2 separate regions of the Homo sapiens genome follow, and region 1 is linked to region 2. A link is a contact called in ENCODE Hi-C or POLR2A ChIA-PET data. All regions are on one chromosome and are shown on one strand. The core of a region is the stretch at or near the end of the contact, and the rest is flanking DNA. Distances in the headings are between cores, read along the strand shown.

Region 1 (4,218 bases), core at 875-3,374, 41 kb after region 2:
TCTTGCCAAACTGATTTGTTCATGCTCTTGCGAAAGCTGGATTTTACAAGGAAATGCACAGATAGGCCTAGGAGAAGGTTCAGGAGTCTAAGTTTGTTCAGCAAAGAATCTTTGTCACATCATCATAGAAAGTTTTATTCCACAGTGATACCTTAGGGCTTCCTTGGAGTTCTCTGCTGCATTGCTTTCATTTAGCCAGCAAGTGAGCAGACAGCCCTCCTGGTATGTTGAAGGACAGTAAGAAAGGGCTTTAGGATTTTTCTGCTTCTATATCATACTAGGCTCAGGGCCTAGTTATCAATAGATCAAAGGAGTATATTTTCTGACTATAGAAGATACAATATGATGTGAGTTCCTTAGGCTTGCTTTTTGATATTCTGCAAAATTATAGAATATGCTCTCTCTAGTTCTTGACATAGCCTGCTTTCGCGCCTATTTGCTGAAAAATGTTATTTGAATATCAGAAGCTGAATATTATTTTGTTTTTTCTCTTTGCTTTCCCTTTGTAACACTCTCCCCACCACTGGTGCAGGAGAAAGTCTCACTAAGCCTGGAGAGAAGGCACTTTAATATTTTTCACACTGTTATCCCTGTTAACACATCTTGCCTCAGTTGACAAATTTCTGCTTCTTTCACAGGGGTCAAACATCAGACTAAACGTGGAACAGTGTGCCTCAGACTAAGACTGCAATCATACAACGGAAATAAAATTGTTTTATTTAACCAATTAGTGACAAGGGAGCAATCAAGTTGTTTTCTTGGCACTGTGTATCCAATTCTATGACTATGATTTTCACCTTTGAAGAAGTTGCATTCTGTTTTCAGGAAGACAATCTTTGGTTGCCTTCCTCACATCATTTTCTGCCTTTTCAAAGTCATGACTAGCGAATATATTAGAAATTTTCTATATAAATCATAAATTTGCCTCTGAATATTATAACAATATTTTATTCATTTTCATACATCATTTGACTCTTCTGCCCTCATTATTTTGTTCTACTTTGATTGTATGTTTGGCCCAGAACACTGAGTGAAGGAGGCATGCAATTGCTGTTTTGAGGGTAACCAGCAGGCCAAAGTTAATTTACACTTGGTGGATTTCCAACTGCAGAGGAGTTGGTGAAATTGTCATTGGAGCTTTTATTTTGAAATATTATGCAGTTTTGTGCTACCACATGTTTAATAAGATTGAACTAACTGAGCACTTGCTACGTGCACAATAGAGAACTAAAAAAAAAAAAAAAAAGACCTGTCACATCACTATTTATTTCCTTCACGGCACTTATTGCATTATCTGATTCTCTTGTTTATTTACTTGTTTACTTACACATTGTCTGTCTTGCCCACTGGAAATGCAGACATTCTGCCCCTCTGTTTTTGTGGTTATAAATCCAGCACCTGGCACAGTGCCTACAACATAGAAAGGTTCAAAATATAGTTTGTTATCTGACAGAAAAAAAAGATGTTTATCTTCTCTGGTAAGAATGTTTTTCCTCTTTCAAATCTCCCATCTCATAAACTTTCCATTCCCAATCATCCTTTGGTTGGTTGAAGCAGCCATTTTCTCCTCTGATATCCCAGTGATGACTCTTAGTACTAGTCATTTGATGTATTATTATACACCAGTTTATAATGACTCTTTTATTCTCATTTAGTTTATGTTTCTCTTACATATCTCTGCACTGATACATGCAACAAGCATTTTGTGAAATGTCAAACACCTCTACAAGTATTGCTTATGATGACTGTTGTAAGCTCCTTGAGGTCAGTGGCGCTAGAATACAATTTCTCTTATTAAACCGTAGTGACTGATCCCTGTGTTATGTCGATGAATAATTAAAGTAGCAATGATTTTGTCTATATCTCTAGAGATGAGGACCAATCATAACCCCACCTCCAATTTGGAGATTATTCTCAACTGTATTTGCATCTTTATGTAAACCCCTCCTATTAGCTTCATCAAGAGGTTTTATCCCCTCCTCTTGGCTTTCAAACCAACATGAATTTTCAGCTGAATATAGGGCAGATTTGCTGTTCAGTGTCAACTTGCTTGAGGTGGGACTGGGAGCAATTCACTTGCTGAAGGAGACTACAGTGAAGTCTTCCAGAAACTCTGGGGAACTGGTCACATTCACAGGTCACAGGCTCTGACTCAGACGTGGCTTTGTCTAGGTTGTGGACTGCTGGAGTCTTTCCAGGAAGAGAACACCTTCCTTTTATCTTAAAACCATGCTGTGATTGCCCCAACATATTCCTGACTGCCCAAACCTTGTTAACTAGGCGAGCCAGATAGAATTTGAGTGCATGCTCATTAAGCATAGATGCTTGGATATACACATATACGTACAGCAAGGAGTCATGCCAGGAAAAGGTGCCAGACCCCAGTGCTGTGGAATTATACTGGATTTCTGTGGCAAAAGCATCATGGAAGACCCTTTTGCAAGGGAGTGGGCTTTGCCAGAGTTTTCATGCAGAGTCATAAGGATATTCCCTTTTAGCATTTGGCACCAGTTATTTTACACCAACTTGTGAAGCACAGTGCCAAGTTCTATTGCCTGGAATCTCCTTAAAGGTTTACTCAGATGTTGAAAGAAGCATCCAAAGTCATATTTTCTGTTGTTTATTCTTTTGCTTTTTTTTTCTCTTTGCAAATGAAAACCAGAGGTGTAAGTGTTCCATCCCAAAGGAGGAAGATTGTATCAAAAGCTATACCTCCTTCTGCTCACTCATACAACTCCCATGCACATCCCTTGGCTTTAATCACACAGCTTTCCACGCTGCTGACTATGCCAGGGCAACTCTGTTCTGCATGTCTGTATTGCTTCAGGGCACATTTCAGACCAGAACTGGATGGACTCACCTGGCTGGGTAATTTAGACATTTGTGGTTTGCAATGTTCCAGTGTGCTCCAAGCTATCCCAGCTTACTGGTTTCTTCCCAGGAAGTGGGAGAAGACTTTATCCATTTGTTTTCTGACAAGAGACATTATGGCCATAATTTAAGCAGTTTTCCAGAAGTTTGGCAGCAGAGGGTTACAATCTAGCAGGATTCGGTATTGCCTAAGCAAATTTGAATTTGTACTCTGGCTCACTCAGCCCATTTTAAACCCAGCAGCCTGGGGAGAATGAATCCTTATGAAATCAATGCGGTGGCTTCAGTTTCCTGTGGATGGCTTCCAGAAATGCTCCAGACATTGCTGAATGCTCTAGGTAGACTCTCAGTGCTTCGACCAAGGCACATTCAGACAAGCCTTTTTTGATTCACTACATATATTTCTGTTTAGAAGCGGCAAGGCTGAACTGATGACCCTGCAACGCGGTTTTGTTTCCCTCTCATTATCTATCTGGCTTCACAGGAAGTGAATGCTTGGCTGGTGAAGACAAAAAAGCTGTTCTCCAGCCTCATGCTTCATGGCTGGAACATAGCCAGTTTAGGCTTGTGAAGAGTCCATTAAAAACACACGGAGGCAGTTGAGGGATGGGATCTGTGTATGTACAGGTCTTTCAAACGTAGGCAGCCTATGTTTGGCTTATGGGGCTTGGAGGAGAGGCCTTCTTTGATGTGATTCTTGGATCACATATTGATTAAAAAAAAAACAACCAGAAGTCTAATACCCACTGTAATGCATCCAGCAGACAACCTCTTAGCATCTCTATAGAGACCTTTCCTCCTTTACTGGGTCACACTTAGGGCACATTTAGCTCTCAGATAACCTTAAATAACCCACAGTTCATTTCCTGTTGACTTCGTGTATCCTCTACTTCCTGAAAGGTTTTCTTCTTTTTTTTCAGTTGCCACTCATCGTTAATATGACATTCTCCAGGTCTTCTCCGCACTTCAGAATTCTCTTCTGGGCTTTTGAATGTTCTTGTTTTTTTGCTGAATTGTTTTTCCTGGGTTTTCATCTTCTCTTACCCTGTTCACAGTGGAGAGGGGACTACATTTCACCCCTGCTGTCTCAGAATGTTTCTCATGCTTAACATTCTATTTTCCTACTGACTTGGACAAATTGCATTATAACCTTTGATCTGGCACAGTTCAATCACATTTTGGCTGGAAATGTTTTACACATTAAAATGATGAAGGATGACTTTATTTGCCAGACAAAAGATGTTTAAAATGGAAAAAAAGAAAAAAAAAACTCAAAAAGGTCTTTCTGGAGCTACTGTATGAAAAAGACTCTTGAATATGTAAAAGCTTTTGGAACACAGAAGGGAG
Region 2 (3,965 bases), core at 1,380-3,879:
GAAATGGGGAGCCCTGACAAAAGCAATCGGCAAAGGCACAATTTACAATAAATGAGAATCTTGGAATTCTATTGCCAAATTATGCACACCTTTCCAGAAAGAGCAAGTCACAGCAGATCAGATAACTGGCTCACAATTAGCACTGACAAAGAGCAGAATTGCACCCTGTCCTGTTCCTTTTATTTGTTTCCTGTGGGTGTCCATGATGGAGAAGCCTCTGGGAAATTGTGAGGGGATTAGTTTGATTGGAAAGAAGGGGAGAGAAGGAGCTGACGTACAGGGAGGAGGGCCTGCATCATTTAGACCCTTTCCAGGGCTCACTCCTCTGTTGCCTGGAGGCTGAAAGTCTGTTGGATCTTTCAAAGCCAGGAGGGGCTATAAAATCACCTCAGTTGGACCCAAATGAATTAAAATGACCAGTTAACTCCCTTTGAGGACTTTTGACCAAAAAAGGGGCTCAAGGCCTGGCCCACACAAGTTAAGAATACTCCATTGAAAAAGGAAGAAAATCTCAGTATATAGTCCTCATATTTTTGCACTTGAGGGTTCAAATAATGATAATACAACCAAATCCTGAATGACTCAAAGATGTTCATATAACCACATAAATGTGTATTTTTGGGAACTGGGCATAATGTTAATATGTGAAATTGTGGCTAATCCAATGTTCCAATTCTGGCCTTGGATCTCTGCCTCTGTGTCCCTTTGGGCTTCCGCCTGGCTCCATTCTGCCTCCCTTCATTCCTGGCACAACTCTATTGTTTTCTAGTCCAGAACTTGATGTGGTCCTTGCAAATCAGAGAGCCAGATGGACAGGGAAGGAGGTAATATTGAGCCATCTCATTTGTCCTCACAGCATCCGTTTGAGGTAGAGAAGGACAGGAATTAAAAATGACATTATAGATAGACACACTGAAGCTCTGAGAAATCAAGTGCCAAGATGGTGGTGACTGGAGATGAAAACCTAAGGCTTCTAACAGCCAGCCTGAGACTCTCAGACTACATGAAGCTGCTAGCATACAACAGGAAAACAGTAAAGCTCGGTTAATAGTTTTCTTAAAATAATCAGTAGACCACATCCTAGCTAAACATAATGGGAAAATAGACAATATTTCTCTCTCTTTGTTGCATTTTTCAAGCTAGATTTTCTTTTTTACATCCCCTGCCTGGTCAAAAGCATCTGGAAAAGCAGCCAAGCCAGTGCCCACTGTTTCCCTTTTGTTCTCACAAAATAGAATTGCAAACTGAGATTATGCATACAACCTCCTGAGAGTGCAACTGTCCATCCCTGAAGCTGTCTCTCAGCACTGAGCCAGCCCAGTCGGCACCACTGGGCACCAGGCTCTGCCAGGGAAGGGTTTCAATACAAACATCAGGCAATGTGGGCTGCCAACCCAGGCTTCATCACTAAGTGCTGTCCACGTGTTCTGTAGAGACTTCTATGGAGGGGGCTATTTTCTTCTAGAAATATTGCTGGTAAAAAAGAGTCAATACCAGGACTTTAGTATCCTTGTGTAGCTCATGTCTATTTCAATGCTCTTGGATTTCTTCCTCCCAATTGTTATTGTCTCTCCTAGAAGCTTCCTACATTGAACCTTGATGACAGAAAATTGTAATGGAAAGAAAAATCTCTGGCCTGAGAGCTCTAAGACCTGGGTTCTTTTTAATGTATCTACGAACACATTCTATTGCTAGGCCGTTTATCTGGCAGTATGATCTGTCCTAGGGAAATTTTATTCTTAATTAAAAACATTGGTTTTAACCTCAAGGAACTTCCAATCTAATTTAAAGAGACAAGGCGTATGTAATTGTTCCTTAGTTAAAAAATTAATATTTGCAAAATGACTGTTGGTGGTCTAAGGGTTGCTTTTGTCTACCAAGTTAATTCAATTTCAGTGATTTTTTTAATTTATTGTTTACCCTTACTGAATTGCCTTGTTTTAATCTTTGTGGTACAGCCATTGCCAGCTGTAGACTTTCAGTGCTGAAGGTACTTGGAGTTCAGCTCTTTCTTTTTGCAGACAAGGGCACTCAGATCCAGAGACATCAATGCTCTTGCAAGTGTATAAGACACATCCTCTTCCAAATGTATAAAAAACTCACCTGCATCTAATAAGTCATAGTTACTGACTGAACAAGGATGCAAAATACTGAATTGCTTTCGGGCAGCCATGTCTACAAAAGAGAAAATACATTATTTTGTTCCTATAAATGTAGTATAATGCATCTCCAGTAGATAATTAGAAATTTTAATATATAGTAATAATCTGGAAAAGATAAATTTTAAAGAAATACCAGTTATGTCTGTGCAGACAGCATAACTGTTCACTTTCAATAAACATATGATGAAAGTACATAAAATGCCCCCATTCTTCTGTGAAATTATGTATGCAAATGCATCTTATACACCAAAAAATAATTGCAGTAACCTTTTAAATCTCATATAACCAAAGTGGCCTTTGCAAACACTCCTTGCCCCTTCAGAAATAATCACTTGTAAACAATACTCAGAATTAACAGGATTTCAAAGTTTTTTTCCTCTATTACTAAAAAAAAGCCATTGCAGAGAGGGCAAGGAGCTGGTGGGTGGGGAGTGGGAAGTCTCAGAGTTAAGCGCTACTGCTGCCAGAATTCCACACCCAGTGGCTGGTTAGTGACTCAATGTTGAGGGCAATTGAGACAGAATCTCAGCTGGTGCTAAAAAAAAAAAAAAAGGAGTGCAAATCTGCTCTCAGCAAGTAACAGCCTCCATTTTAACTTGGACCAACTGGGTGGAACTGCCCTTCCTTCCTAACCCACACAGTCCTCTGCTACACTTGACTTTCTTTTTATTCTGAATTTACCAGTGAAAAACACAGATGGGGGCTGGGAAGCACAGTGGGAACTGCCCCAGGCTGCACTCCAGGCCCCAGACCTGAATGGGAACTATGTCATTAGTCCATACATTGCTCTCTGGGTTTTCCTTGGCTTGTAAAGTACTTTTTGACTTATATACATTAAAAACAAAAAACAAAAAAACAGCTTGGTGTTGAATTGGGCAGCAGACCTGTCTGTTTGCTCAGCTTGATCTAAATTGGCTTTTGGTTGAAACTTCAGGTGGCTTTTCAGTTTGTCTATGCGCCTCACCCTCCAGGAAGACAACTTAGCCCCTATTTAGCATTTTTGCTGACAGAGAACCAGCAGGCTTGCTGTTTGAACCTACATTTGAATGTACTATTTGGCCAAAAAAATTAGAAAAAAATCACTCCTTTTAGATTTGTTGGATTTGGTTGCTTTATTTTTGGCCCAAATGCTCCTCTGTCATATTGTTTTACATTTCTCTGTAATTCACTCTTTTGTGGCTCTTTCAGCAGAATTCTCTCTGCATTGTCAGCTTTTATGAACAAATGGGAGACAGTTTGAATTATGAATAGAGTGTTCATCCATCACAATCCAGTGACAGGCAACACCTATAGACTGTCCACAGCACACAGATACTACCTCCATGGAAGACTGATTTTAAAAACAAAATTATCCCTTAATCTCTTAAATCAATCAAACCTTCACACTTAGTAGTTAGTGTGTCAATGATGAACATATGTATCCTCCTAACAAAGTAATAATCATTACAGTGCAGGTGCAATATTATATATTAATATCATCAGTTCAAAACTTTACACAGTGTATTAAGGAGAAAAAAATAGAAAACTAGCTTTCTTTTCTATGTTAATTTCAAACAACATTTTTCTTTAAAATTAATTTTGGGATTCTGTATTTGACTTAATGTAAATTAAAAAAATTTGGGATAACTTAGAGGTTCATAAAAATTGCCCTTTACAAAATTGCTGGGGTAGTTATGGTTGTATACTGATCTAGCTTAGAATTTATGAGGGAAACCAAGTGGAATGAGTGGATGGACAGACACAATTAAAGAATTACTGCTGTTAAAGGAAAATTAGAGCTTGACAATGAAGTGGCCCAAACAG

What was found. A loop is a pair of places that touch in the nucleus more often than their neighbours do. ChIA-PET counts read pairs that join two places held with the same protein, here RNA polymerase II (POLR2A). Pooled maps may share reads with other maps.
Region 1: a map of CD8-positive, alpha-beta T cell shows a loop between it and region 2 (2.8-fold over the local background). The contact joins two enhancer-like sites. A Hi-C loop is called at or near these places in 7 of 168 maps with a recorded cell type or tissue (CD4-positive, alpha-beta T cell, CD4-positive, alpha-beta memory T cell, CD8-positive, alpha-beta T cell and 3 more) and 9 of 50 pooled maps. POLR2A ChIA-PET finds 5 or more read pairs at or near these places in 6 of 52 experiments (CD4-positive, alpha-beta T cell, CD4-positive, alpha-beta memory T cell, MCF 10A and 3 more).

The regions. Positions count from the first base shown.
Region 1 is chr3:177,594,292-177,598,509 of GRCh38, forward strand. All of the region lies in intron 2 of LINC00578 (long intergenic non-protein coding RNA 578), which reads left to right. Among named protein-coding and RNA genes, the nearest start is that of LINC00578, 150 kb to the left of the region's middle. Within about 2 kb of position 2,125, at least 27 of the 41 ENCODE cell types and tissues checked have a DNase peak (open chromatin) inside an H3K27ac peak, as active enhancers do.
Region 2 is chr3:177,552,446-177,556,410 of GRCh38, forward strand. All of the region lies in intron 2 of LINC00578 (long intergenic non-protein coding RNA 578), which reads left to right. Among named protein-coding and RNA genes, the nearest start is that of LINC00578, 110 kb to the left of the region's middle. Within about 2 kb of position 2,630, at least 2 of the 41 ENCODE cell types and tissues checked have a DNase peak (open chromatin) inside an H3K27ac peak, as active enhancers do.